Regions from separate parts of the Homo sapiens genome. Here region 1 is linked to region 2. Evidence: read pairs that join two places in POLR2A ChIA-PET (ENCODE). Cell type or tissue: OCI-LY7. All regions are shown on one strand. Links, peaks and the distances in the headings refer to the core of each region. The heading gives the core; the rest is flanking DNA.

Region 1 (16,063 bases), core at 7,277-12,276, 150 kb before region 2:
TATTTCTGGGTTCTCTGTACCACTGATTTATGTACGTATGTCTCTGCCAATACTACACAATGTTGATTACTATGTATATTAAGTCCTAAGATCAGGTAAGTTGATCCCAGCACAGTGGCTCACACATGTGATCCTAGCACTTTGGGAGGCTGAGGCAAGAGGATCACTTGAGCCCAGGAGTTCAAAACCAGCCTAGGAAATATAGCAAGACCTCATCTCTATTTTTTTCTCTTTTTATTTTTACTTTTTATTTTTTGAGACAGAGTCTTGCTCTGTTGCCCAGGCTGGAGTGTAGTGGCACAATCTCGGCTCACTGCAACCTCCATCTCCGGGGTTCAAGTGATTCTCCTACCTCAGCCTTCCTAGTAGCTGGGATTATAGATGCACGCCACCATGCCTGACTAATTTTTGTATTTTTAGTAGAGACGGGGTTTCACCATGTTGGCCAGCCTGGTCTCGAACTCCTGACCTCAAGGGATCCACCAGACTCAGCCTCCCAAAGTGTTGGGATTACTGGCATAAGCCACTATGTCTGGCTTATTTTTTAAAAATAAAAAATAAATAAAATTAAAATCAGGTAGGTTGATTCTTCCCACTTTATTCTTTTACAAAATTGTTTTAACTATCCTAGGTCCTTTGTCTTTCCATATAAGTTTTAAAATAATCAAAATCCTGCTGGAATTTTGACAGGAATTACATTAAAGCTGTACTTCAGGCCAGGTGCGGTGGCTCACGCCTGTAATCCCAGCACTTTGGGAGGCCAAGGCAGGCAGATCATGAGGTCAGGAGATCGAGACCATCCTGGCTAACACAATGAAACTCCGTCTCTACTAAAAATACAAAAAATTAACCAGGCGCGGTAGCGCGGGTCTGTAGTCCCAGCTACTTGGGAGACTGAGGCAGGAGAATCACTTGAACCCGGGAGGTGGAGGTTGCAGTGAGCCGAGATCACGCCACTGCACTCCAGCCTGTGTGACAAAGCAAGACTCCATCTCAAAAAAAAAAAACAAAAAACAAACAAAAAAAAAACTGTACTTCAATTTGGGGAAAATTGACATTTACTATAAATGAATCTTCCAGTCCATGAGTGTGGTATTTCTCTCCATTTGTTTAGATCTTGTCTAATTTCCCTCATTAGCATTTTGTAGCTGTCAATATACAAATCCTATATATGTTTTTTCAGACTTCCTAAATATTTTTCTCTCTTTTTTTTTTTTTTCAGCCAGAGTCTCGCTCTGTTGCCCAGGCTGAAGTGCAGTGACACGATCTCGGCTCACTGCAACCTTCACCTCCTGGGTTCAAGTGATTCTCCTGCCTCAGGCCCCTGAGTAGCTGGGACTACAGGCGCACGCCACCACGCCCAGCTAATTTTTGTATTTTTAATCGAGATGGAGGTTTCACTATGTTGGCCAGGCTGGTCTCGAACTCCTGACCTTGTGATCCGCCCGTCTTGGCCTCCCTAAGTGCTGGGATTACAGGCGTGAGCCACCGCATCCAGCCTATTTCTTTTTTTGAGCGATTATAAATGGTGTAGTATTTTGTTGTTGTCGTTTCCATTGCTAGTATATAAAAATACAATTGATTTTCATGTGTCTATCCTGTATCCCATGACTTTGCTGAACTAATTTGTTTTAGTTCTAGAGGTTTTTGTTTTGTTTTTGTTTTTTAATTCTTTGGGATTTTCTATGTAGACAATTATGTTACCTGCAAATAAAGACAGTTTCCATTTTTTCTTTTTAACCTGTATGTCTTTTATTTCCTTCACCTGCCCTGTTGCACTGAGTAGCACTTCCAGAACTATGTTGAATGTGAGTAGTGACAGCACACATCCTTACCTTCTCCCCAGTGTTAGTCTTTGATTGTCAAGTATAATGTTAGTGGTGGATATTTTATAGATGTTCTTTATCAAATTGAGGAATTTCTCATCTCTTCCTATTTTTCTGAAAGATTTTTTTATCAGGAATAGGTACAGAATTTGTCAAATGCATTTAATGATAAATGGGTTAATATAAAGTTATTTTTCTTCTATAGCCTATTAATATGGTGGATTACATTGATTGGTTCATTTTACAAAGTTTGAACCAGTCTTGCATCCTACAATAAATACTACTTGGTCTTGGTGTTTAATTATTTTCATATATTGCTGAATTCTATTTGCTATTATTTTATCAACAATTTTTGAGGCCAGGTGCAGTGGCTCCTGCCTGTAATCCCAGCACTTTGTGAGGCCAAGGCAGGAGGATCACTTGCATCCAGGAGTTTGAGACCAGCCTGAGCAACATGGCGAAACCCCGTCTCCACAAACAATACAAAAATTAGCCCAGTGTGATGGCATGCACCTGCAGTCCCAGCAACTAGGGATGCTGAGGTGGGAGGGTTACTTGAGCCTGGGAGATTGAGGCTGCAGTGAGCCATGATAGTGCCACTGCACTCCAGCCTGGATGACAGAGCAAGACCCTTTCTCAAAAAAAAAAAAAAAAAGGATTTTTGAATTTGTATTCCCAAACGATATTGTTATGTAGTTTTCTTTTTTTGTCATTCTTTTTTTGGTTTTGTTATCAAGATTATACTAGCTTCATCAAATGTATCACGAAGTGTTCCCTCTTCTATTTTCTGGAAAAAATATTGTGTAGAATTGGTGTTACTTCTTTTTTCTTTCTTTTTTTAATTTGTGTGTGTGTGACAGGGTCTCACTCTGTTGCCCAGACTGGAGTGCAGTGGCACAATCGTGGCTCATTGCAGCCTCGACCTCACAGGCTCAAGTAATCCTCCCACCTCAGCCTCCCGAGTAGCTGAGACCACAGGTGTGTGTCACCACATCTGGCTAATTTTCTTCCTTTTTTTAGAGATGGGGGTCTCCTTATGTTGCCCAGGCTGCTCTTGAACTCCTGGGCTCAAGTGATCCTCCCACCTTGGCCTCCCAAAGTGCTGGGATTATAGGTGTGAGCCAGCACACCCAGCCTAATTCTTGTTTAAACATTTGATAGAATGCTCTGGCAAAACTATTTAGGTCTAAAGATTTGTGTGTATGTGTGTGTGTGTGTGTGTGTGTGTGTGTGTGTGAATGTCCTTAATAACTATAGAGCTAGTGAAATTATCTATTCCAACTTAGATGAGTTGAGGTTGTGTGTGTGTGTGTGTGTGTGTGTGTGTGTGTGCATTCTGAGATGGAGTCTCGCTCTGTCTCCAGGCTGGAGTGCAGTGGTGTGATCTTGGCTAACTTCAACCTCTGCCTCCTGGATTCAAGCGATTCTCCTGCCTCAGCCTCCCGAGTAGCTGGGACTACAGGCACGCACCACCATGCCCAGCTAATTTCTGTATTTTTAGTAGCGATGGGGTTTCACCATGTTGGCCAGGATGGTCTCAATCTCTTGACCTCGTCATCTGCCCGCCTCGGCCTCCCAAAGTGCTGGGATTACAGGTGTGAGCCACCGCACCCGGCCTGTAGTCTGTGTTTTTTGAGGAATCAGTACATTTTATCTAAGTCATCTCAGATCTAAATTTATGGATGCAGAGTTGTTTGCAGTATTCCCTTATTGTCTTTTTGATGTTTTCAAGACACGTAGTGAAAGCCCCTATTTCACTTCTGATAGTTGTAATTTGTGTCTTTTCTCTTCCTTGCTTTGTCTCTCCTTCTAGAGGTTTGTCAATTTTATTGATCTTTTTAAAAACCAACCATTGCTTCATTGATTTTCTTAATTGTTTTTCTGTTTTCAATTTCACTGATATCTACTTTTATCTTTATTGCTTCCTTCCCTCTGATTGGCATAGGTTTTTTCCCTCTTTTCTAGTGTAAGCTTTTTTTTTTTTGATACAGAGTCTTGCTATGTCACCCAGGCTGGAGTGCAGTGGCACAATCTCGGCTCACTGTGAGCTCCGCCTCCTGGGTTCACGCCATTCTCTTGCCACAGCCTCCCCAGCAACTGGGACAACAGGCACCCGCCACCCTGCCCGGCTACTTTTTTTGTATTTTTAGTAGAGACAGGGTTTCACCGTGTTAGCCAGGATGGTCTCGATCTCCTGACCTCGTGATCCGCCCGCCTTGGCCTCCCAAAGTGCTGGGATTACAGGCGTGAGAAACTGTGCCTGGCTAGTGTAAGCCTTTAATGCTATAAATTTTCCTCTCAGCACTGCCTTAGCTGTATCCCACAAATCTTGGTATATTTTATTTTCATTTTCACTCAGTTCAATATGTTTTTTAATTTCCCTTGACACTTCCAAAAAAAGACTTTCCTCTTTATGTTTAGTTTCCAAGTGTTTGGAGATTCTCCTGTTAACCTTTCTGGTATTGATTCCTAGTTTGATTCCATTGTGGTCATAAACACTCAGTATGATTTCGACTTTCTTTCTTTTAATTTAATTTAATTTTTTTTAGAAATCAGATCTTGCTGTATTGCCCAGACAGGAGTGTAGTGGCTATTCACAGGTGTGATCATAGCGTACTACAGCCTCACATTACTGTGGCCTCAAGCGATCCTCCCAAGTAGCTGGGACTACAGGTGCATGCCACCACGCCCTCAGTATAATTTCAATTCTTTTAATCATATCTTTATATGTATCTTTACATATATCATTAATGCATCTTTTTTTTTTTTTGAGACAGAGTCTCACTCTGTTGTCCAGGCTGTAGTGCAGTGGCGTGATCTTGGCTCACTGCAACGTCCGCCTCCCTGGTTCAAGCGATTCTCCTGCCTCAGCCTCCCAAGTAGCTGGGACTACAGCACGTGCCACCATGCCTGGCTAATTTTTTGGATTTTTAGTAGAGACAGGGTTTCACTGTGTTAGCCAGGATGGTCTCAATCTCCTGACCTTGTGATCCGCCTGCCTCGGCCTCCCGAAGTGCTGGGATTACAGGCATGAGCCACTGCACCCGGCCCATTAATGCATCTTTACACATATCTTTAAATGCATCTTTAATGTATTATATATTTTGTAAATTGGGTTTATTTTAATGTGGCCTACCAGTATCCCCAAGGGCTTGTTTGCGAGTACTTCCAGCTTCTGGCTTATCTGAAGACATTAGCTCCTTTAGACCTTTTATTAAATTGGGCTATTTTCCATAGCAAGCAACTGAGTTTTAGATTAAAAAGTCTTTTTCATCTGCAATAATGAAATTTTAAATGCCATCAGCTCTTTTTTTTTTTTTTTTCAAACGGAGTCTCACTCTGTTGCCCAGGCTGGAGTGCAGTGGCATGATCTCGGCTCACTGCAACCTCCACCTCCCAGGTTCAAGCAATTCTCCTGCCTCAACCTCCCAAGTAGCTGGGACTATAGGTGCGCACCACCACGCCCAGCTAATTTTTGTATTTTCAATAGAGACGGGGTTTCACCATGTTGGCCAGGATGGTCTCAATCTCTTGGCCTTGTGATCCGCCCACCTCGGCCTCCCATAGTGCTGCGATTACAGGCGTGAGACACCGCGCCCGGCCCAGCTCTTCTTTTGATGTTGCATCTTTTTTCTGCTCCACACTGTCCTCAAATGAGAGAGAATTGGGAGATGGCTAAGCCAAGGGTCCACGGGGGAGGACAATCTTCACTTTGCTAAAAGTCAACTAAGGAAGCTATAAAACATACCCCTGCTTTCCCCTCTCTATCAATCTTAGAGAGCCAAGCACAAGAAAAAAGCAAGATTAAGATCACTCTCTAAAAAAGCCCCTAGCTGGTAAGGAATGTAAACCTGGCAAAATATTTTCCAGGAAAATCTGTAACATCCAGAAGAGGGAGAGGGACAGGGAAAGTTTTCCATTTCTTCAATTGTCTTTTCCAATGCTTACTGCAGCCAGCTCCCCACAGTGATCTATTACCTCACTCTAGGCCTTGGAAGACCCTTGCTTCATTCTGCAGCCCAGGTGAGCTGGCCCCACACATCTTGCAATCTATATTTCCAAAATAACTTGTTCATCAACTCCTGTAAAAAATACAAGCCTGCACCCATACCTTTTACTGGATTCCTGGGAGCAGAGGGGATACCAATCCACTTCCAGAGGCTCTGATGAGTAGGCCAGGGATGTTTTCCCAGCGGAGACCCAACCCTCTGGCCCCTCCTGCTTTTCTCCCCAGCATAAACACAAAGCAGAGACCAAGCTCCCAGCAGGATGACCTATAAGTGACCCTTGGACTGACCTAACACTCTGGTCACTCTCACCGACAGATTTGTTTATCTTGGAACCTTGGAGGCTCTGCACCCAAAAGCTTTGGCCCTAGACTCTAAGTCCGCCCCCAGCAAACTGTCAGTCACAGCTTAAGTGCATGTTGGGCAGTTGCGTGATAGCCTGAGTTTATTTACCAGAACCTGATGTTTATGCTGTCCAGCAATGAGTAGGGGCCATCAGCTGCTGAATTTAGTAAGCGAGGAGCCAACTAGACGTCTCCAGTGGACATCAGCCTTCATGTCCACAAAATTATCCGGGGACCCCAATAGTGTGCCTCTCTTCCTCCACCCTCAGAAATTAGAGGTCCCCTGGAGATCCAAATTTGGCATCTCCATCCAAAGGAGGGATCTGTGTTCAGGCCATTTTCCTGAGAGCTTTTTTGTTAGTTAGTTTGTTTGTTTGTTTGTTTGTTTTTTGAGACGGAGTCTCACTCTGTCGCCCAGGCTGGAGTGCAGTGGTGTGATCTCGGCTCACTGCAACCTCTGCCTCCCGGGTTCAAGCAATTCTCCTGCCTCAGCCTCCCAAGGAGCTGGGATTACAGGCACGCGCCACCACACCCGGCTAACCAAGAGCTTATTTTTATGAAACTTATGTGGCACAGCTATATCTAAGGCGAGAAAGAAGCTTTAGCTTCTAACCCTTAGTGCATGATGAAAAGCAGCTTGTCTGAAAGTACCATGGGCGTTGTTTACAAATGAGAGTGACATCTTGATATTTACCTAAAGAGAGACAGATGCTTCCTAAGTTGTGGCACTGGAGGGAGTGATGATCAACAAATTCAGAGCAAAATGGAAATCAAATTTTTACCTTTTTTTTTCCTCTTTGCCCAGGCTGGAATTCTGTGGCACAGTCATAGCTTACTGCAGCCTCAAACCCCTGGGCTCAAGGAATCCTCCTGCCTCAGCCTCCTGAAAAGGTAGGACTACAGCCATGTGCCACTAATCCTGGATAATTTTTTGTAGAAACAAGGTCTCACTATATTGTCCAGTCTGGTCTCGAACTTCTGGCCTCAAGTGATCCTCCCACCTCAGCCTCCCAAAGTGTTTGGATTATAAGTGTGAGCCACCACATGCAGCCTGAATTTTTTTTTTTTTTTTTTGAAAAATACAGTCACTTAAGGAACCCCAATTGTACTCCTATTCACATTTCATTGGTAATCCCAAGGGGATTATGGCTGTTTGGAAGATTGAATTCATTCTTACTTAGACCCTCCCTACATAATGTCTTTAAGAATGCCTTTTTCAAATGGCTAAGTAAGGTAAACATGAACTTCTAAATAAATGAGGCCAAACCAAGAAAGATGACAAGGTTGATTACAGAGGTGGGCTTTTTTTCCTCCTCTTAGCAGAAGATTTTAAATAGATCTGAACCTTCAAGGAATGCTTTTATTTGGTAGACAAGATGAGGAGAATGAGAACTACCCCTTCAGAGGGCAGTGCAGAAAGGGGACTCTCCCCTTCTCTTTATCCCATTAAAGTCCTGCTGGTCAGTGACTCACAAGGCCCCTCTATTATCAGCCTTGGCTTAAATAAACCTTCTGCCCCTGCACCCACCCGCCTCCCTCAAAGCTGCAGGCTCCATCCATCAATGTCACCTTTGCAGAGTGGCTGCCATGACAGTTCATGATCATTAACCAGCCCTGGTGTGCTTTGTGTTAAAAGTTAAGACACATCAAACGCAGCAACTCCGCAGTTCCTTAAAGTTACAGGAGACAGGGATGCACTAGGGCTGGGGCCCCCCAAACTTGACGCACAGCTTTGACAAAAGGTGAAAGATGAGCCCGGGGTTTAAAAATGCCTCAGTATCCCTCCCTGCCCCCAACTTCACTCTCAGGGGCAGAAACCAGGAGGAAAACAGACACTGAGAATTGGGCTAAAGAGCAGTGATAAAAGAATGTGAGCCACGGACACAGCGGCCCTGCTCCGGAACCCCCAGCTGCCCTGTGACATGGCCCCTCCTGTGCCGGTGACCCCCCACCCCACCCGGAGCAGACAGGCTGCTCCACGGAGAGAACCTCACAGAGAACATGCCCCTTTCTCCTGCACCCTCATCTCCTGGGCCTTCTCCCTCCCGGGCTCAAATCTCTGTAAGAAATGGAGGTTGGGCAGTTTCTCTTTCCACTTCACAAAGGTTTAGAACATCTAAGTAAGAGAGCGCGTGAAAGGTGTTGTTTGTGCCTTTGGGTGCCCCTGCTTACATTTCGTGATTTCCCTTGGGGCCACTGTTTAACGAAGACATTTGCTTTTCTTATCATGGCTTTTCTGTGGCAAGGCCCAGCTTGGGGAAATGACCTTGAGAGGAAGTTGGAAGAGGGAAAGAGGGAGCTGGCTCTGCCCACCAGTATGTAAAAATTAAATAACAAAAAGAAAACCAGCAGCCCACAACCGCCCTCCCTGCCACCCAAGCAATTCTCCTATCCCTCTATGCATTCACATGACACATACTCCACCCCTCCCATGGGCCGGGCATTGAGTTAGGACCCAGGGTATAAAGAATCAAAAATGGGTTATAACTCTTTAGGAGCTTAAATTCTATGAAGGTAGACAAAATATCTACCATAGAAATAGGCATTGAGGAACCAGAAAAAGGAGGAGGGGATCTGTTCTGATGCGATGTGTGGAGAAGGCTTTGGGGATGTGGCCAGTTGGCCAAATCTCGAGGTAGGAGCAAGACTTCAACAGAGAAGGAGGAGGATGTGTAACAGCATGAGCAAAGGGAGAAAATTTATGACAGCTAGCATTCATTAAGTGTGCACTGAAATTCAGGCAGTACACCTAGCGTGTTGCACACCTGCTCTGTAGCCACCAGCCACAGTGCTCATGAGCACTTGAAATGAGGCTGGCCCGAATTGAGATGTGCTATTATGAATAATGCACACCAATGGTTTCAATGATTTAGTATGAAAAAAATGTAAACTATCTCAGTAATAATTTTATATTGATTACATGTTAAAATGATAGTATACTGGATGCATTCGATTAAATAAAATATATTAGTCAAATTAATTTCATCTGGGGCCACGCTCGGTGGCTCACACCTGGTATTACAGGTGTGATGCCAGGATGCCGAGGCAGAAGGATCGCTTGAGCCCAGGAATTGGAGACCAGCCTGGGCAACATGGTGAAACCCCGTCTTTACAAAAAATACAAAAATTAGCCCGGCATGGCGGTTCACATCTGTAGTCCCAGCTAATTGGGAAGCTGAGGTGGGAGGATGGGTTCAGCTAGGGAGGTCAAGGCTGCAGTGAGCCATGATCACGCCACTGCATTCCAGCCTGAGCAATAGGGCAAGACCCTGTCTCAAAAAAAAAAAAAAAAAAAAAAAAAAAGGCTGGGTGCAGTGGCTCATGCCTGTAATCCCAGCACTTTGGGAGGCCAAGGCGGGCAGATCACGAGGCAAGAGATCGAGACCATCCTGGCCAACATGGTGAAACCCCATCTCTACTAAAAATACAAAGATTAGCTGGGCATGGTGGCGCGTCCCTGTAGTCCCAGCTACTCAGGAGGCTGAGGCAGGAGACTCGCTTGAACCTGGGAGGCAGAGGTTGCAGTGAACCAAGATCACGCCACTGCACTCCAGCCTGGTGACAGAGCGAGACCCTGTCTCAAAAAAAAGAAAAAAGGGTGCAGGACACCAACATGGCACATGTATACATATGTAACAAACCTGCACATTGTGCACATGCACCCTACAACTTAAAGTATAATTTAAAAAAAAAATCAACCATTTAAGGGAGTAGAGTGACATGTAAGGATCCCTTCACACCTGGCCACAATCCCCACAATTCTTCCTCATCACCATTTTATTGTATTCTCTGACAGGTTCCCAAGGCATCACAAACATAAATATATATAAAATCTCCCTTCTTGTACAAATACTGTGGCCTCTTTTTCAACTGTTTTATCTATGGACTAATAAGATTTTGCTGAAGAAGAGGTTTCTCTGCTTTAGAAAGTTTTAAAGCTACTTACTCTGTCGTCTCTGAGGTCCCTTTGAGTTCTGAAATCCTTGGATTTTGAAGTGTAATTTTATTGTTTGGTTCTGCTTTTCCACCATATTGTTGGTCATCGGTTTGATTTATTGGATGTGAAATTCTCAGCCAAGAACAAGGCCCTTTATTACAACATTGCTCCTATGGGAAAATATGATTTACTTTACAATAGGTCGCTTTATGACATAGAGTAGCTCCCTCCAACATAAAATGTTGAACTGCATGGTATTTTTGCCATATGTATTTAAGAATCCGATGGAAATGGAAACAAAATTATCCTTCTTTTACTTCAAAGAAGAATAAAGCTTCCTGCTGCTTTAACTGCATAATGGCTTTTGCATTATCCTGTGTATTTGTATGTTTCAAATCTCAGCCCCCAGCCTTTTAGTAGTTCACTGGCTTTAGTTACGTTCATTATTTAACCTCCGTCTATCTTATTTTCCTTGTATGGATCACAGGGAGAATCTTCTCCACCTCACAGGATTAGGAGGAATAAATGAAATAATGTAAAGGTGCTTAGCTTAGCTCCCTAAATATAAAAAATAATACATGTAATTTATTATTATTGTTATTGTACTTATATTTATTGACCTCTGTTATGTGCATAATATATAAAGATGGGTAATTTTTTTTTTTTGAGACAGGGTCTCACTCTGTTGCCCAGGCTGGAATGCAGTGGTGCAATCACCACTCACTGCAGCCTTGACCTCCCAGGCTCAAGCCATCCTCCTGCCTCAGCCTCTCAAGTAGCTGGGACCACAGGCACACACTGCCACACCTGGCTAATATTTTAATTTGTTGAAGGGACAGGGTCTCACTATGTTGCCCAGGCTGGGTTTGAACTCCTGGCTTCAAGCGATTCTCCCACATTGGCCTCCCAAAGTGCTAGGATTACAAGCATAAGCCACCATGCCCAGCCAAAGTGGATAAATTTTATTGCCAATCTCATAGGACTTTTTGTGGATTAAGTTAAATAACAGCCATTAAGCCTTTCTGGTACCAGAAGTATAGTAATCATTCAGTATTATAGTACAGTTAATCCTTGGAAAAACATGGGATTAGGAGTGCCAAATCCCTCCTCAGTCAAAAATCTGAGTATAACTTTGACTCTCCCCCTAACTAACTACTAACAGCCTACTCTTGATCAAAAGCATTACCAATAACATAAACAGTCAATGAGGCCTGGTGCAGTGGCTCACGCCTGTAACCAAAGCACTTTGGGAGGCCGAGAAGGGTGGATCACTTCAAGTCCAGAATTTGAGACCAGCCTGGCCAATATGGTGAAACCCTGTCTCTACTAAACATTCAAAAATTAGCCCAGTGTGGTGGCACATGCCTGTAATCCCAGCTACTTGGGAGGCTGAGGCAGGAGAATCACTTGAACCTGGGAGGCAGAGGCTGCAGTGAGCCAAGATTGTGCCACTGCACTCCAGCCTGGGCGACAGAGCAAAACTCTGCCTCAAAAACTCTGCCCAAAAAAAAAAAAGTCAATGAACACATATTTTGTATGTTATATATATTATATACTATGTTCTTACAATAACGTTAGTTAGAGAAAAGCAAATGTTATTGAGAAAAATCATAAGGAATAGAAAATATATTTACTATTCACTAAGTGGAAGTGGATCATCATAAATGTCTTCATCCTTATCGTGTTCACGTTGAGTAAGCTGAGGAGGAGAAGGAGGAGTTGGTCTTGCTGTCTCAGGGGTGGAGAGGAAGAAAAAAATCCACAAATAAGTGGACCCCCAAAGTTCAAACCTTCGTTATTCGAGGCTGAACTGTATATGCTTGTAACTTACATCTTATAAACTAAAACCTTTAAACTAAAATAGCATGATATATACAGTTGTATACTTAATGCAAAAACTAATCAGATCATCAAGCTGACATTCTTTTTTTCTCCTAAGATGGAGTCTCTCTGTATCTCCCAGGCTGGAGTGCAGTGGCCCAATCTCAGCTCACTGTAACTTCCACCTCCCAGGTTCAAGTAATTCTCCCTGCTTCAGCCTCCCAGGTAGCTGGGATTACAGGTGCCTGCCACCATGCCTGGCTAATTTTTGTATTTTTTAGTAGAGATGGGGTTTCACCGTGTTGGCCAGGCTGGTCTGGAACTCCTGACCTCAGGTGATCTACCAGCCTCGGCCTCCCAAAGTGCTGGGATTACAGGCCTGAGCCATCGTGCCTGGCCATCAAGCTAACATTCTTAATGCTATCCTAAATTGGTGCTACTCTAAGGGATTATTCCCTCATCACATTTGGCTTTTACACTCACAAATGAAAGGTGACATTTAATACCAAAGAATACTCACTGCTCTTCCATGTCACTCAAAGTCCTCATGCATGCCATCTCCTTAATTCAAATCCTTATCATACTCGACCAGAACAATTCTAGATACCATTTTATAGCTAAAGAAACTAAAGGTCTGAGTCAGCTAGGGATAGAATTTGGGTCTTCTTCTTTTTTTCTGAGGCAGAGTCTTGCTGTGTTGCCCAGGATGGAGTGCAGTGGCGCGATCTCGGCTCACTGCAACCTCCGCCCCCCCGGGTTTAAGTGATTCTCGTGCCTCAGCCTCCCGAGTAGCTAGGATTACAGGCGTGAGCCACCGTGTCCAGCTAATTTTTGTATTTTTACCAGAGATGGGGTTTCACCATGTTGGCCAGGCTGGTCTCAAACTCCCGACCTCAGGTGATCTACCAGCCTCGGCCTCCCAAAGTGCTGGGATTACAGGTGTGACCCACTGCACCCAGCCACAATTTGAGTTTTCTTTGACAAGACCCTAACCTCACACCATCTTCACCACAGGCCTCTAGGCTTAGAAAAGTGGTTCTCATACCCCGGCTCTGGTTTGTAATTGAATTCTAAAAGAGCCCACTTGTGGCTCACGTCCTCCAGGACAAAAGGACTCAGAACCTCATGAAGGTTCATATGAACTCAGTTAAGTGAGGACACTGGATAGCAGTTTGACCCAAAGTCTAGTGAAAATATTCCCCTGGTGGGAGAGAGGAAGGGGAGCCAGGGTTGAAAAACTAACTGTCGGGTACTGTGCTAAGTACCTGGGTGATGGGATCATTCATACCCCAAAGCTCAGCATCACACAATATACCCAGGTAACAAACCTGCACATGTATCCGCTGAACCTAAAATAAAAGTCAAATAAATAAATTACCTATTCCGGGTTGGCATAGTGGCTCATGCCTGTAATTCCAGCACTTTGAGAGGCCAAGACAGGAGGATTACTTGAGCCCAGAAGTTTGAGACCAGCCTGAGCAAGAGAGCAAGACCCCTGTATCTATTTATTGGTATCATAAAAAAATTTTTGGCCAGGTGCATGTGGTGGCTCACGCCTGTAATCCCAGCACTTTGGGAGGCCAAAGTGGGCGATTGCTTGAGTTCAGGAGTTTGAGACCAGCCTGGGCAACGTGGCGAGACCCCATCTCTACTAAAAAAAAAAAAAATAGCCTGATGTGGTGGCGTGTGCCTATGGTCCCAGCTACTTGGGAGGCTGAGGTGGGAGGATCACTTGAGTCGGGGGGTGGAGGTTGCAGTGAGCCAAGATCATGCCACTGCACTCCAGCCTGGGAGACAGAGCAAGACACTGTCTAAAAAAAATAATAATAATGATTTTAAAAAATTAATAAAAATAAATTTTAAAAATTCTCGGCTGGGCGCAGTGGCTCATGCCTGTAATCCCAGCACTTTGGGAGGCCGAGGCAGGCAGATCAATTGAGGTCTGGAGTTTGAGACCAGCCTGGGCAACATGGTGAAACCCCATCTCTAGTAAAAATACAAAAATTAGCCAGGTGTGGTGGCAACACACCTGTAATCCCAGGTACTCAGGAGGCTGAGGCAGGAGAATCGCTTGAACCTGGGAGGCAGAGGTTGTGGTGAGCCGCGATTGCACCATTGTACTCCAGCTGGGTGACAGAGCAAGACTCCATCTCAAAAAAAAAAAAATTCTCCTAAAAATAGACTTAACTGCATGCTAAGCATGCTAGATGGACCTTGATGAAACTGATAAAAGGAAGAGCAAAAGGTAAAGATTTTCTTTTCTTTTCTGCCACATACTGCAGACACGGCAGAACAAATGAATGTGAGCTTTAGGTGGAAAGTTGTAGTCACCTTGAAACCAAACCTTGGGATTTCTGAATCCAAAAGAAGAGATGTCAGGTTTCTGAATGAGTGACAACAGGCTTTTGTTGATCTTGTAACATGTTTTGGCACTTCCCCAGTCCCGTTATTTATGGGGTTGTACTTTCAAGTTTGGATTTATATAGATGTTTGCCGCTTTCATCCTAAATGGAGTTTTCACCAATCCTAAGCACATCCCCCTCAGGCAAACCCCCCTCACCACTTCCTAGCAACCCAGGCACTGCCAGGCCAGGCCGACCCATTCACTGACTGCAAGGGAAAAGCGACAGGCAGAGAGGACACGGTGGCCCTGTCAGTGCCAAGGGGAAGAACAACTTGGTTGCTGCCCATCAGCAACCAGGACACAGAGGGCAGAGGTTAAGGGTGAGGAGGTGAGTGCTGCGTCTCCCTGGTCCCCAGTCCTAGAACCACTCCAACTCCCAGGCCAGCTCAGGGAAAACAAAAGAAACCATAAAAACACGGCTTCCTAACATAGCTGCTATGGCGTGTTGGTGGTGGGTCTGGCAATAGGTAGAACCATTTTGGAGGCAATTTGGCAGTGGCCACCAAAATGTAAATATGTATTTCTTTTGACTCAGCAATTCTGCTTCTAGAAATTCACTCTACTGGCATGCTCACCCAAGTGAGAAAGAATACTCCTTGCAGCAATTTTATTTACTGTAGCATCTGTTTGTGAAATTAAAAACTAGAAACAATCTAAATGCTCATAAATAAAAGAGTCGTTACATAAATAATGGGGCAGCTCAATCTATGCCATTGTTAAAAGGCGCAGTGGCTCATGCCTATAATTCTAGCACTTTGGGAGGCTGAAGGTAAGAGGATCACTTGAGCCCAGGGATTCAAGACCAGTCTGGACAACATGGCGAGACCCCCATCTCTATATTAAAATAAATCTCTATGTAGAGGCATGAAGAGATCATTGAGATTGTTCTGAAAATACACATTCATGACTAATGAATCATACTCTACCACCCTGCAGTAACACTGTATGCTTTTTTAGAGAAGGCAGGGGAACTGAAGCAAAAAGAAATGAATCTGGAAGAGTGGCATTTGCAGATATCCTCAGGTGGACAAGGGAGGCTTTAGTGGGGATAAGAGGCTCCCCTATGATGCAGAAACCACAAGGTGGAAGGAGCTGCTGTTCTGCTGACTGCTAACTCGGCTTCTTTGGTTTGTTTTTGGGAGACAGGGAAGAGGGACAAGGGACTCTCAGGAACATAGTGTCAGATTGTGATTGAATCATCATCCTGGCTCATCATCATCCTGGACTCTATTCGTTGACTTTTTTTGAGACAGGGTCTCCCTCTGTCACCCAGGCTGGAGTGCAGTGGCATGATCACGGTTCACTACAACCTCCACCCACTGGGCTCAAGCAATCCTTCCACCTCAGCCTCCCAAGTAGCTGGGACCACAAGCGGCCACCACCACACCTGGGTTTTCTGTTGTTGTTGTTGTTGTTGTTGTTGTTGTTTAGTAGAGACAGGGTCTCGCCACATTGCTCAGGCTGGTCTCAAACCCCTGAGCTCAAGCAGTCTGCCCGCCTCAGCCTCCCAAAAAGTGCTGGGACTATAGGTGTGAGCCACCACACCCGGCCATCTTCATTGACTTCTGCACCTGCTGTTATTTAGTTACTTCTTTTTAATAATGCAATAAGCACCCTCAAACTCACCACCCAAAATAAAAGCAAGGAACTGGGCAATGGCCCTCATCAAACCATGTGGCCCCATCCTAGCCTCCTTCATAGCTGCTTGAATCTCCTGTTCATCC
Region 2 (16,063 bases), core at 3,818-8,817:
TTAGTAGAGACAGGGTTTCACCATCTTGGCCAGGCCGGTCTTGAACTCCTGACCTCGTGATCCACCCACCTGGGCCTCCCAAAGTGCTGGGATTACAGGCGTGAGCCACCGCACCCGGGCTCCTCCTATATTCTTGATCTTGATTACCCTTCTTACCATTTAATCAGCCATTCTACTCAGAAACCAGGGAATCATTCTAGACTCTTTCCTCTCTTCTTATGTCCACATTCAATTTGTCCTGCCGTTTCTCCTTTTTAAAACTCAACTGTTCTTCCCAATGGCCCCCAGTCTCCTTTCCACTCTATTCTCTATACCACCCCACACAAATCTGACCATTTCACAATTTTCACATATTCTTTTTAAATAAATCTTTTAAAAATAAGACTAGTCTTGATAAAAAAAAAATTCTAAAATATACTTCCCTGCCTTTAATACACTTTTAAAAGAACATGAGACTAAACATAATATTTTCTTGAAATCAATTATAGCAAAATCAACTTGATTTACTAAGCTGTGGAGAAACACTGCAGATAGCCCCAAATCAAAACTAATGCAAGGGTCAACTAGCCAGGAGTGGTGAACTTTTTGGTTTTGTTTTTAAATATCTATTTTAAAGCAATGTTAGATTTATAGAACATTGCAAAGCTAGTACAGAGTTCCCATATACTCCTCCATCCTTGTTACTAACATTTTACATAGTATGGTACATTTGTTTCAATAAACCAATGTTGAAGCGCTGTTATTAACCAAAGTCCACACCTGAGATTTCCTTAGTTTTATTCAATGTTCTTTCTCTGTTCCAGAATACCCCTTTACATTTAGTTGTCTTTTCTCCTTAGCTCCCTTTGGTTGTGACAGTTTCCCAGACTTTCCTTGTTTTTGATGAGTCTGACAGTTTTGAAGAGTACTAATGGGATATTGTGTAGACTATTCCTCAGTTGGAATTTGTCTGATGCTTTTCTCATGATTACGCTGTGCTATTGGTTCTTAGTAAGAAGGCCACAGAGATAAAGTGTCATTTAATCACATCACACCAAGGGTACATACTATCAACATGCCATATGACTCTAGAAGTTAACCTTGATCATCTGGCTGAAGTAGTGTTCTTCATGTTTCTCCAATGTAAACATTTCCGTATCTCTAAACTATGCTCTTAGGAAGGAAGTGACTATGTACAGCCCACACTTAAGGAGCGGGAAGTTATAGTTCACCTCCTTGAGGGTGCTACATAAATTATTTGAACAGAGACCTACAGCCCTCTCATCTTAATCAAAAATTGCCAACCCCCTCAAAAAAAAATAATAATACAGGGCCTCAAGAAAAGAGGTCATCTTTGGGCCCAGCCTGCAAGGTAAGCTAAGGGAAAGTTAAGCAAAACAGTTTCTGGTCCCATCACTCTCACGTCAACAGCAGTAGTTCAGAGCAGCCTGTCTCCTTTCTTTCCATGAGGCAGGCAATCTTAGGAAGACACACTATAACCACAAGGACAGCAGCAGGCTGTTCCCTGCAGCACTTTAGTTAATTAAGAGGAGACTGTTAAGCTGCAAGCACTGAGGTCCGTAGAGTTACTGGGAAAAAGGTGTTACCAGCTCGAGAATTCAGTAATTTTGTTAAGCCAATAGACTGTCTCACCTGTGGAGCATAGTATATGAGATTTAGAGATATTTTCCCTAATGCTCAATTTGGTTGTTTTCCAAGAGGTTAAGGACATGGATGTTTTAAAGATAAGATCTTACTACCAGTTAAGCAGGCATTTGTGAATAGTGCCAAAGAAGCATTAAGTTCCAGAACAACTAATAGCAGTGCCTACCATAATCCCTGGCACATGATAGTATTCAAACGTTTGCTGAATGATGAACAAATGAGTTATAAAGAAGCAGAGGGGACAAGCAGCTGTCTACACTGGTATGCAGTATTCAAGTGGCACTGGGTCAATTTTTAGGGCCTGCCATGCTTTGCAATCTTTCTTCAGAGGCAGGCAACATTTTCCCAAACCCTACTAGCTAAACTGTGGAGGCCTTACATGTTAGTACTACTTAAGGCAAAACAACATTAGAATAGCACTGTAGCACATATTAGGTGTTCAATAAATGCTTGGTAAATTAATAAACAATCCCTCAAATCGGTAATGTAGATTAGTCAAGAATTCAAAAAGGAATTTATTAAGAAAACTGATCAACTGCCAGTAGTTCTTTTGGGCATGCTAAAAGCAGGTTACTATAAAACTGAACACATTTTGATCAAAAAGGTATACTTTGTATACCTAGTATAGGGAACTCAAAGTTTTGTTGAATGGAAGAAATGAATAAACAAATAATCAAATAATCATCTTTCTGAATATACTGAGGCAAAGATATTGGCAATATATATTTGATGCATGGTTTTGTTCCCAAGAGGAATAATTTCCTAACTCATTTCATTATCACAAATCTGAGGAGCAATGTGGCATAGTGGTGAAGAGCTCCCAGTCTGAAACCAAATTATCTGAGTTCAAATTCTGGCTCTAGCCACAATGGCTAGTGACTTCAGCAGATTACTTAACTTCTGTGCCTCAGTTTCCTCATCTGTAAAATGTGAGAAGAATCACAAATCCTACTTTATAGGGTTGTTATGAAAATTAAATGAGTTAATATTTATAAAGGGCTTAGAAAGAGAACCTGGCACATAACACATTATGTAAGTGTTTGCTTAAAAAATAAGTACTTTCACTGCTACAAAATCATTAACAAAATGGGGTACTTGAGAAAACTGAAAATTAACCTACTTTATACTCTGAGACATGTCATCTTCTCATAATATGAGTAAAATTATTTCAATATCTAGGAAAGCTGTTTAAAATTGCCCAATATCTAAAGAAGTATTCCTTATGCCACTGTTTTAAAACAGACATTCAAAATAATTAAACTGCTATGATATTAAATGCTAAAGACAACAAGAATGTGAAGGACAAACTTCCGTAGGTGAGTAAGCTCAGAAAACTCGTAATAGTTTTTCTTGTTTCTTAAGAGGACATATTTGGATTAAAAAACAAGGTATAGCTGGTTTCTCTTCTGCATTTTTATGTGAGATCTTAAACTATATCTCCACAGGTTTACTGGACTTCATGTTTTAATATTTTTTCTCTTTGATTAAAAAAATTTCAGTATCAAAATCTATTGTGAATATGCTATTAAAATTTAAAACAAAAGTATTTTTACCTCTGAGTCACATACTATGTAATAGAGTTATAGACAGGTTAATGACTATTTCAATCTGTGTAAAGTGTGCAATGATCATGCCTAAAAGTCACTTCAGAAAATTAGAGAAACATGACAATGTAGAAGGGACAGCAAAAACACTACACATTTGAATATAAAGTAGAATTCATAATAAAATGCATCTGAATACTTGTATAATTACTCAAAAGCATACTGGACCCTGTTTTTTACCAAAGCATTATAAAAAAAATTAACTGAAATTGACAGTGAATTGTTTTAAGTAGCACTTCTAAGATTTCATTTACATACTACTTTCTTCTCCCTTGATGATGTCTCTCCACCACCAATATACAGGTCTTACCTACCATTTCTATACATTTTCCATTCAATAAACTTTAAAAGCATGTATATGGCAACAACTAGCTCTAAAGATAACCCTACAAAATCCTTTCAGGCCTTTAGATATGTAACATATCACCATCCATAACATTTTTTATCAATCAAAAAATCAGGTTATAAAATGTATTTTGGCAGCAGAGGGACTTCACTTGTTCCATAACTGTCTAAAGATTGTCTTGCTACTAGCCATGGTAATTTTTTTCCTCTTTCCTTTTTTCTCTGCAGTGCTTCTAAGTATAGTGACAGTGCATCAGGCTTTCCTAGTCTCAGCGCAAGCTCAGTGAAAATCTGGGAAATGTAAGTGGAAACATGAGAGACCGCTTTATTTGGCAGTGCTTACCCCCCCTCAAAAAAAAAAAAGTGGGGGGCAGGACAAATGGCTAAGCAGTGTTTGGACCGCAGGATGAACAATCAATAGGCAGAAAGCAAGATTGAGGCTTCCTCAGCTTTTGGATCGACAATCGACAGCTGAGAGGCTATTTTTTGCTATGGTTGACTAAATATGGTCAGGGAAGAGAGAGGCACAAGAGAGCCTGTTTGCCTGGGAGTGCATGTTTCAAATGCTTAGCTGCCTATAAAGCTGTAACAGTTTAGCCAGTGGTCACTGAGGAAGAATATAAGTTAGCCTCGTAGTGACCATGTGGAAGTCCTGACCTCGCTTGCAGACTTGACCTCTGGATGTGACAAGGTAGCTTCACTACAGCTCTACTATTTAATCCTGGAAACTAAAAACCAAAAAAAAAAAAAAAAAAAATCTAAAAGCAAGAAAGATGCAGACTATTTCCTAAGAAGTCAGAAGAACCCAATGTATTCTGGAGGGCAAAGAAAAACAGGGTGAATGTTTACAGTTATTTGGGGGGAGTAAGGTGTGTTTTGGGTTCTGTTTTTGTTTTTTTTTTTTTTTGTCTTTTTTAGACTATAAAATTAACTTCTGCAACTTTTTCCCCTCTTCTGAAGCATTTCATCTGACAAGCTAGGTTCATTTTCTTGGCCTTTGTAGCAACCTTTTTTGATTGCTTAACTTTCCCTATATAACTGTGCAAGACTGTTATATGACATTCCAAATCAAATGGCCAACACTGATTCAATTTTAGAGTTGTTTTTGTTGGTGGTTTTTGTTTTTGTTTTTGTTTTTGGTAAAGGGAAGAGGGGAGGAGAGGGAAAAGTAAGCTTGTTTTTTGTTTGCTCGTTTGTTTTTCAAATTTATCTTAAAAGGTGAGGTTCTGTGTTCACTGATACATCCCCTTCCTTCACCGGGCTCATGAAAAGAAATGCTGAATCAGCAAATAGAGTGAACGAACAATCAAGATGAGATGGCTGCTGTTGATGTGATTCTCTAGGTTACTACCTTTCTTCCTGCTGCAAATGCTGCATGACACTAAGCTTACAGGTAACAGAGCACCATAAGGCCTGTACTTTTAAGGATGCTTATGACTTTCTGCATGCTTACCTATTATTGACTCAATATATGTTCTCATTGTTAAATTAAATTCTATCTAACCATAGCCTAATTTCACAATTCAAGTTAAGAGCTAATGTAGTGTAAAAAGGAATATTGTTCAGATACTATGGCAGTAACTTTTTATCTTAAAAATGTACAAATACATTATTGTCATTTACATTATTAAAGATTTAGTCATTATTGTTTCAGATTAAGTGATGATTTTGCATCTCTAGTAAGTCACATCCTGCTTCCAAAGTATACTTATTTTCTAAAACTATTAGCTTCTATTTCAAGGTTTAGTCAACCAAGAAACTTGGCAGATCATAAAATACTTTTTAATGCTTACTAATAATTGGCCACAAAAATAAATCAGAACGTGCATGGTGTAATTCTAATGCTGCATTGCTGAAACTGCTGTAGTGCTGGGCTATCTACTGCTACATTCTGATTTGCTCTCTATAAGCTGCACTAGCTTTTTATCACAAGCTGCAGAAATTCTACTATCCCTGCCCTTTTTTTTCCTCCTTTGACAAATCTGAAAATTTCTTGAGGTTTTAAATTAACCTTCTAATACCACAATAACTGAAGGCTACTTACCAACTATAATTTCTTTTCATTCTAAACTATCAAGGTAAATAAAACCCAGGTGCTCACAGACTAAAACCTTTCAGTTCTTTGAAGTGATACTTTCTAAAAGTTGACGATTCTGACAGTTATCCTTTATACTAAAAAGATTAAAGAATCAAAACAACTTAAACTCACCAAAATTAGATATTTCTACATCTATTTGAATTTGTATTCAACTCATATTTGTATTTAACCCAAAGAGAAGCATCAAAGTGCAAACTTCAGGTAAGGAACTAATAAAGAAAAAAGAATGACAAATTTTCAAATGATCACGAGTTCTTATCTGTGACCTTATAAAACACTAACAAAAATTCATAATCTTTAAAAAAGTTCAATTCACCCACACTCATCCTGGTTTTTCTCCTTGTTGTTTCAACTTCTAGAGTCAATATCAGAAATACTTATTGGTTAATTTGTTAGGTTTTGAGTAAGATATCTAGTTTGTAAAAAAAAAATTGAATTTAATTAATTACTATCTACCTGTAGGATCTAGAAGCAGACTACAAAAAAAGAAGAAATTCACTCTGAAGACTGAAGAAACACTAGGCTGATCTTAAGTTTCCGAAATACACTCTGTAACACTACACTGATTCTTTGAATCTCTTGCAAAAAGAATCAAACCAGGACAAAGTTCAACAGATAACTGGTCAAATGCTTAGGAATGTCTATGTCCACCAAGAATATGGAACCATTAATGCCATGCTTCAGGTAAACTTGTTACAAAATTTAGTCTTCGATAAATTAGTCTCTGCAAATGATTTACCATTGCTCTACATTAGTAAGCTGAATGTTTCACTAACAAATAAGAAAATAAAATATTTCATGTTTTTACAGCTAACAACTTAGTAATACCTACTCAGAGTACATACTTCTTTATGTACCCATATGAACATACAATGCTATGGAATGTAAAGAAGTATGTATTTTTGGTAGGCAATAAACCACCAAGGGAGAATTAAACTGAGCTAAAAGAAGCTCTTGCTTCTTTCTACGTGAATGACCGTCATATGGTAAATTAACCTAGTCATGAACAGATGACCTTTGGCAATACTAACACCAAAAAAAAAAGGTTATCTACTACTGATAGATAGAAACTATCCCTAAGGTTTTTATTTCATGAAGGAAAAGAAGATCCAGTGAAGTAGATTTCAATTATCATGAAACTCCTTTTAAATCATCTAAGTTTAAAACAGACATCTTACATTTTTAAATTAGGCACTCTCATTATTAAAATTTGACTGCAAAAGGGAAAATAGTATTACTAGCACAAAAGAATGAGGAATACACATGACCTATTTTCTGTCTCCACAATTTAATCTTAAGTATATCTCATTAGTAGGGCTCACTGATTTGTACAGAAAAATAAGATACTAAGAGCTGGCTTCATTCACATAATAAGCTATTTCTTCTCATTTTGATAAATGTATAATTAATATTAGAGGAATTTCTGACCAAAAGTTTTGTTGTTTTAAAAAGGCTTTCTTTTTTGACAGCTACAAACATAGTGGCCCTTGTCCTTCCTTCTCAAGTTTATCAGGGTCTTAACCCAAATCTCTACTTTAAATGTGAAGTTAAAACTTAAAATTAATTAAAATGTAAGATTTAAGCATGAAAAATGACAAAATTCTGGTCCACAGCTGTAAGTCAGCAGGGTATATTGGTAACAGACTACCAAATATTTAAAAGAAATTAATTTATCTGTATTATCTTCGAATTTGCTTTCTCCAAAGAGGGCATGTAAAATGAAAGCACTATAGTCAAGAACCAATTTATACAGATCGAAGAACTGTTTTTATTGTACTATGCAATTACAATTCAATTTCTCTAAACTTGATCAATCCATTGTTTAGAAATATCAAAATACTTTTATTTCACACAGTTTGTATATTATTTATAAAAAATTCCAAATAATGCTCTTAGCAAAATTTATAAGCAGTACCTGTTTTAAGCTACTAATGACAAAGTTAGAAAATAAGAGTAATATTCACATATTCTAACCATTTCTTACTAAAAGTATTATTTCAACTGAAATATTTACACATGTATAAAAGCATAATATTTTAAATTTTTTGTATCAGAAATTGAATGGAAATGACTAAGTTTAACTATAGTTCATTTTCTGTTTAATAAGACTAGTTAATACAAAGATGATTTTCATTTTATCAGATTATAAAGAATGAGAATGACTTACACATGGCATCATATGTGTTACTGCATGTTTACTGGAAATTATAAAAGGCACATAATTTTAAAATTCTACACTTTCAAAGAAATTAGTTCAAAGCTTAACTCACATAAGCATAGCCCTTCTGATCATCCACAAAACAGAATGGCAATGATTCATGTTCTATTTGGTAAGTTTACCTGTATAGGTCCTAAATACCAAGAACTCAAAATATATACCTCAAAAGTAGAGGTTCTTCTATAAAAATACTCAAAGCTTATTACTCTACTTGTGTTTTATAATAAACAGTTATATTGGTCATTCTATAGGTATACAAGTTGTTTAATAATCCTTCTCAAACATCCTAGCAACTAAGACTCTCTTTGCTATAATATTAAGACTATATAAATAATCCTTAGAAAATAAAATGACAGGCTATTCATTTTTAAAAGTAAAATTATATGCTGATTCTGGTGCTTGCGAGTTTAACTTATCTAAGAGTATTTTCAATCACTCTAAAATGTCACATCTATCACTTAGATCAGCTGTTCATTTTTAACTGAGTACATATTAAACTCTGGGCATCTGCTGACACTGGTATAACTCAAACATTTCAACTGTCTCCCTGACAGGGATAACAGATGCTGACATTATCAAATGCTGTACTATTTTTTTCCCATGGCCTCTCCTTGCCCCGATATGGCCAGTATATGAAACTGAACTGCCATCCAAAAACACACTTGAGCAACTGGATCTGCTAAACAGCTCCCATATAACTAGTAAAAATAGAAGCCAGTATTATTGCTATCTTCAGCACTTAAGTTTAGGCAGTTTAACACCTGTTTCACTTCTACTAGAAAAAATGATGAAAAAGAATTGTAGTTAATTTCACCAGCAGTATGATACTTACCAACCAACAGACGCAGAATATACTTAGTGTAAGAGTCATTTGCATACTGCCTGAATTAGCGTTGACCTCTCAGTTTAAAATAGTAACTGTAAAGAATATTTCTCTACTCTATATTTCTCTGAGAGCACTTAACTTTATAGGCAAATTATAATTTATCAAACTTTTATTTTATGCAAGAAGACACCCCTCTCAAGACATTGAAATCAACAGTAAAACCACATTATAACAAAAATTTACTCTGATTTTTCAAGTATTATCCACACAATAGATTTTAATACTTGTATCCATGGATTGTAACTAACCACCATGTATTACTAAGGCGATAATGAGAAGTAACTTGGCAATCTGTACCCAAAATGACAAAGAACTTAGTCAAGGAAATAGACCTTTAAAAGGGTTAAATTACTAAGCTATGATTAGTAACACCACGTAAGCAAAAACAAAGAAAAACTGGCATGCATGGTAGTTCCTTTCGACACAAGTCCAAGCAATACACTGAATACACATGTGATCTATTTATAAATCAAAGGGCAGAGGTACTTTCTTAAGGCCACTGATATTCCTACACCCATCAACAATTTGCTATTAGCCCTCAACTATAATGCTAAAAGAAGCAGTGGCAGTAGAAGGGGGTGACTAACTGAACTCTTCCCCAACCTTTTAGCTTAACTATTTATCTGGTTTGCTGCCTAGAGATAAATGGAAAACATTACTCTAAAATACATCAAGGTCTATTTGTTCCTTTAAATACTATTGGTTTTGAAATAGCTTATTGTCTACATGTAAGAATTAAGCAAAGACTTCGGCTGTGGACAAGATTAGAAAAAGAAAAAGAAGCAAAGATGTTGAAAACAAAGACGTACATTGATCATTCCTTAATGCAGTAATGTGTTAAAAGGAAAAGATTTTTAAACCATTAAGCGCAGGAAAACAGTAGGAAAGTGACTTCAAAATGGAAAATTTGACATTCAGTGACTGAAGCATTGGTATGATAATTTCTAACACTTGTAGAAGGTCCATGACTGTAATTTTACCAATGAAAAGCATTTAACTGTTTTGGATTCCAAACTAGCAGCACTACAATGCTTTGCTAGAGCTGGTAAAATGGAACCAAATCGCCTCTTCAATGGATTTGGTCCCCTTCAACCAGCTGTAGCTATGCATTGATTACTACGGGACAACCAACGTTTTCATTTGTGAATATCAATTACTTGCCAACTAATTTCAACTTATTTACATTATGCAGACTGTGATTATAATCAAATAACTTGTTACTGTTAATTCTACCTGGAAAAGCTAGAATGGTTAAAGATGTTTATAAAAAGCTTTATGAAAAATGTATGGATGACTTAAGGATTTCAAATAAAAATTTTACTTATTATGGTCTCTTGGTATTAAATTTCTTATCCTTCAGAAAAGAAAAGAACTGGTAATAAAATGTAGGCTATGCTTCATAATAACAACAACAACAAAAACTTCCTTCAAAGGAAGAAAATATCTGGAAAGGTCACCTAAAACCCACCTGAACACATAATGGGATTGTACAGTGTGGTTTACATGGATGTGTGCATATTTAAATTAAAGAAAACTGTAACATTATATAACACTCTAGAAATGTTTAGTCACTATCTTCCATAGTATTGGCCTTTAATTTTACCGCTATTTACCTGAATGTTAGCAGGTAAGGTGAAAAAGATGATAACTGTAGAATATCTTGTGGAGAGGCTTAAAACAGTTATCTAGTTCTTCTGACCCTGAATCAAAGGTTTTTAGTCTTCAAAAAAGAAAGAAAATGCTAAGCATCACTACTTTTACTCATGAAATATTTCACCTCTCCATATTTGTTTTCACAGCTGTAAAATGAAGAACTCTGCTAACAATAAATACTATGACTCTCCTCACTGTCTTCTTTGTCCCTTATAAAAAATATACACACAATATTCTCCTTCAGTGGGGATAAACTGAAGTAAAGAAAAAAAGTGACAATTACTCTAACATCCGTATAATTTTCTTAATGATTGCAATAAAACTATAGATAATTTAATATTATTTAATAGAGACAAACATTTCAGCAATTAATGAAGATTACTGAAGACAAGAGTAGTTTAAAGACCCAGATGTTCACACATTCTCAACTCCTGACCACTCCTCCATTTCAAAATGAACATCATTCTCTAAAAGACTGTGGGCAAAAGGAGACATATATAAATATATATCTTATCACTTCATTCAAGATCTTCTTCCTCCTATTAATTACACCTCAGTCACAGAAAGTACATTTGTGTATTACAAGGAATATGGTGTTTGAGAGTAGATGCATGAGCATACATTAGAGAAAACACACTCTAAGTATCCTATTACCGAATAGACTCAGCTATATTTTGTAGATAGCACTCAGCATGTTTACAGTTGTAAGGAAAGCATTAAACACCAAAATACAGTACAGCTTATCAAATCTTCAAATAGCCAACATAGTCTTGTTTACAGACCATATTTCAGAATTTAAAAAGTAAAAAAAGCATCACAACATTCGAGAAGGAAAACTATGAGTTGCTCACATATTCAGTAAGATTTGTAATATGTGTCTTTGTGGGAATTAGTAAGCAAATAAGAAACGCCTGTGAAATTATCTTAGTACCAACCTAAAAACAACATATATCACATCAGGTGATTCACTCATATTTTACGTTTACTTTTCACATTCAATTTCTATTCAAGAAAAATTCGTAAATACTATATAAACTTTATAATTATATTATTGTTACCTGTACTTCCAAAATACCTATCGATTGTTTTTGCCAGCTCTGCAGAGAATACTGCTGACTAATTTATTTTCATGCCTGTAAGGGAGCTCTAAAAACAGCTAAAAATGCAGCATCTTTACAGAAAGTACCTAAGTAACATGCTGATTATGCTACTCCAAAGAAATTCAGTTTTCACTTTTATCAGCAGAAATAATTTCTACTCTTACTTTAAATCCAAAATTTTACCTATATACTAAGAGATGATAAATATGGCTAAACTCTAGATGAAAACATGCCTATAAATATTAACTATCAGAACAGACAAACAGCATTGTTCTTAGTTAAGATTTCTCAAAAAAAACAAAACTGTATTAAAACATGGTGTAATTTCTACTTAAAATGCTCCAAACTTTATAAAGCACAACCAAAGTACTCAGGGTCTCATAGTGAAAATTTATATTCCCTTCCACAATTCTAAAAGACAACAATAAATGGCTTTGTAACTCTTTTCTCTTAATGTGTTTCAGTTACTATCATACTATGAGAAAACATCAAGATCAGCTTTGAAATCTAGACTCATATTGATCTGCACCTTTGAAATAGAGACTTCAAAGGACAGTCTTCAAAAATATAGGACATCTAGACACTTCATCAGGTTCTGGAAATAACAACGTGCTATATCTGGTTTTCTTTTCTTTTCTTTCTTTTTTTTTTTTTTTAGAGACAGGGTCTTGCTATGTTGCTCAGGCTGTAGTGCAGTGGCACGATCATACCTCACTGCAGTCTCAAACTCCTAGGCTCGAGCAATATTCTCGCCTCAGCCTCCCAAGTAGCTGAGACTAAAAGTCTGTGATGCCACACCCAGCTGATTCTTTTTTTTTTTTTTTTTGATACAGTCTTGATCTGTAACCCAGACTAGAGTGCAGTGGTGCAATCTCAGCTCACTACAACCTCTGCTTCCTGGGTTCAGGTGATTCTCATGTCTCAGCCTCCCGAGTAGCTGGAACTACAGGTGCGCACCACTACACCCAGCTGATTTTTGTATTTTTAGTAGAGACAGCATTTCACAATGTTGGCCAGGCTGGTCTCAAACTCCTAGCCTCAAGTGATCTGCCTGAGTTGGCCTCCCAAAGTGCTGGGATTATAGGCATGAGCCACCACGCCCAGCCTAATTTTTTAATTTTTTAGAGACAGGGTCTTGCTACATTGCCCAGGTTGATCTCAAGCTCCTGGCTTCAAGCAATCCTCCTGCCTCAGCCTCCTAAGTCGCTGGGATTACAAATGTAAATCACCACACCCTGCTGGTTTTCTATAGTATAAAGGCCAAAAAGACTGGTTGTTATTTTTAATTCCGAGTACACTAAAAATGGCACCTTCTGTCTTCTGACATCACTGGACAGTATAGGGGGGGAAAAATCAACCTTAAGAAAAAGAAATTTGATATGAAAAAAAGAATTCAAAACATCCCAATTTGCAATTACAACTGGTAATATAAGCTGTGTCATCTGATACTCTTCAGTGTCCAATTAAAATCACACTCTATCTGGCAATCTATAGTCACAACTACCTAAAAATGTCTTAAGGAAGTAGGAATAAAGAAGGCATGTAGCTTTAACTGAAGCACTACTTTGTTAAAGAATAAAAGCATTTTTTTTTAAATGTCACCTGACACCAAATATCTGGTTGGAAGAGGTGCTGTTTTAAATTTTCAGGGGAACCCTCAAGATTTATGCAAGAATTGAAAAAAATAAAAGTAAATTTTCTCTTCCTTGTATAGGCTTAGCATTATTGAATATACTATGCCTACTCTCAATAAAAATGAAACAACTCAAAATATTTAAAAGATACTTGTTTCCTAAGCACTTCAATTCTCAGTTTATACTAAACTTTATGATTTCATATTCCCTCAATAAATCCTAAATTCTCTCAATAAAATCTTTTTGACCATTGTAATCTGAAGTAATTGCTGTTTGAATTCCTAACACAGTTTCTCTACAGAATTCATTTTGTAATTGATCATATAACATCTTGTGATATTTAACAGTGTGCTCACTGTCAAAGTAAGACTAACATTTATTGAGTGCCTTGTATAGCCAGAGCATATGTAGGATGAACAGATGAATATGAATGCCCACAATGTAAAGAGAAAGACAGAAGTGCACATAGTAATAAACAGCACTAAGCAGAGTATATAGTAAGTATAATAAATAAGAACACAGAGGAAGGGCGCGGTGGCTCACGCCTGTAATCCCAGCACTTTGGGAGGCCGAGACAGGCGGATCACGAGGTCAGGAGATCGAGACCATCCTGGCTAACGTCGTGAAACCCCGTCTCTACTAAAAAATACAAAAAAAATTAGCCGGGCATGGTGGTGGGAGCCTGTAGTCCCAGCTACTCGGGAGGCTGAGGCAGGAGAATGGCGTGAACCCAGGAGGCAGAGCTTGCAGTGAGCCGAGATTGTGCCACTGCACTCCAGCCTGGGTGACAGAGCAAGACTCTGCCTCAAAAAAAAAAAAACAAAAAAAACAAAAAAAACACACACAGAACAAGGAAGTATAGAGCAAACAAAATAATTCCAGTGATGACACAGGAGGTAGCTCTGGAAGAAAGACGGTTAAGATAAAGAAGCGGGATGGGGCATCCCAAAGAAAGAAAATGCTCCAAAAAATAGAAGAAGAAAGCAGACAGCATATTTTAGGAAAGGAGAATAGACGATGGGCAAAGCGGGCTGAGGGATTGGATTAGCAGGAGATAAAGTTAAACAGACTCAGGACACACAGAATATGGGTCTGAATGCCAAGCCAAAGTGTGTAGATTGTATTCTATGTTAACAGACAAAAACTGAAGTTGGGAAACAGGGGAAGAGAGCCATTTAGACCTATGCTTTCAGAATGGATAATTTGTAAATGTATAAAATTTAAATCAAGAAAAAGACTGAAATCAAAGAAAAAAATTAGAAGAATAGTATAATAGTCTAGGTAAATGTGGTGAGTACTTAATTGGGTCAGCAACAGTGGGAACAGAATGGAATGGGTTGGAAGGATTGGTAGAATGAGTAAAATTTTAAAACTAGTTGGAAGCTAAGAATTGGTGAGAGAGCAAAGATAACTCTAAGCAATGAAGCAGCAAGAGGAATGAGGTATTGACACATTCACTGCCCATGTGTTTTGGTCTTGCTTCACAGACAGACCATAATACAGAAAAGGTGATGTAAAGTGGTTTAACAGTTATGATTCTAAAGTCACCTAGACCTTGCTCAAGTTACAGCTGCTTCAGTAATCAGCTACGTGTTCTTGAATAATTAAATTCATCTCTATAAGCCTCATATTCTTCACGTGTAAAATGAGGATATTAACACCTGCCCCAAAAAGCTGTTGAAAGGATTAAGTGAGATGATGCATGTGAAGCACTTTGCAGAGGCTGGCATGTGGAAAGTGCTATCATAATCTTCTGTTTGAAGGGCAGGGAAATATAATACTACTGTCTTCTTCACAATGCCAAAATCTGAAGTGTTCAAATATTTGCAATTTGGAAAAAAAATCAAGATGTGATCTAAAATATGATCATTCATTTTGTCCTACAATATATACCCACTGTTACAGTTACCAATAAGCAGTAGCAATAAAATCCTTTTGTTTCCTGTGGTCACCCTCTAGTGGTGATCCTAAGAAGCTAAAGGAAACATGATATAAAAATACAATAAGGAACCAAAGAATAAGTGTTCAGAATAGATAAAATTATCAAAATAAAAATCAAAGTGAAGATTTTTCTTAGTCCAGGTATACAGGTTTGACTCAAACATAAACAGAAGACATCCAATGCAGAATTTCCTAAAATGCTTAGGGTAAAGTTGTTCCAAAAAGTGAGTTAATGGAAATCTCTAAATTAAGCAAAGCTAAGCATTTTCCCATTCTGTGGGACACCGCAGATCCTTCATAAAGAATGTGATTCTCCAAAAGGAGTCTTTCTCAAATGTCAACCAGCAAATACTTTTTTCAGTAGAATACTATTGCTGTAACAATGGATGAGGGGATAGCTATACTAGAAGTTTATATAACTAATTACATTATTAATAAGGAATTAGGTAACTTAGTATTTATTTAGTCTTAAGTTTTAAAAAATAATTATCGTGCAAATGGCAACATGAAATTAGAGGACACCCAGATAATTATTTTGAAGAAACATAAATCTCAAAATAAAATGCATTTTAATTAAATCTTTAGAAAGAAACTAGTATTCCTGATATTTTACAACCACATTTAATATAAACTTAAATAATCATTTCATAATATTTGTATTAGATTAACAACCAAATAATCATCATATAAAACTAAAGGCATAATATTCACAAAACTTTAAAATGATTTAAAATACTAAAATAGCCAAAATTATTTCTTCATCAGTATCAGAAAAAGAGAATCAACAGTAGGAAAATATTTTTGAATTGCACCTAAAATAGTAAGGGGTGACATACCTGGGATTTCCCCTTAGTGCAGCATGATGCAGAGCATTAAATCCATTATTGTTTGTGATGGTAACATCTGCTCCAGCTTCCAAAAGAACTGCTAGGATATCATC

The links. Peaks named below come from ENCODE experiments on the same cell type or tissue, not always from the same donor. Only the 100,000 strongest peaks of a DNase experiment are listed, where the experiment ranks them.
Region 1: POLR2A ChIA-PET joins it to region 2 with 10 read pairs; 2 of 35 experiments call an interaction of 5 or more read pairs at or near these places.

What each region holds. Positions count from the first base shown.
Region 1 is chr18:21,971,034-21,987,096 of GRCh38, reverse strand. It overlaps LINC01900 (long intergenic non-protein coding RNA 1900), which reads right to left and starts at 6,003. Exons shown (of 3, transcript XR_001753529.2): 1 at 5,938-6,003. In OCI-LY7, for the core only: no CTCF peak of the experiment used is centred there; no DNase peak of the experiment used is centred there.
Region 2 is chr18:21,819,543-21,835,605 of GRCh38, reverse strand. It overlaps MIB1 (MIB E3 ubiquitin protein ligase 1), which reads right to left. Exons shown (of 21, transcript NM_020774.4): 12 at 15,960-16,063. MIR133A1HG (MIR133A1 host gene) reads left to right here and starts at 4,200. Exons shown (of 3, transcript NR_110369.1): 1 at 4,200-4,284; 2 at 4,812-4,986; 3 at 6,154-10,127. MIR1-2 (microRNA 1-2) reads left to right here and starts at 6,518; the gene lies at 6,518-6,602. MIR133A1 (microRNA 133a-1) reads left to right here and starts at 9,821; the gene lies at 9,821-9,908. In OCI-LY7, for the core only: no CTCF peak of the experiment used is centred there; no DNase peak of the experiment used is centred there.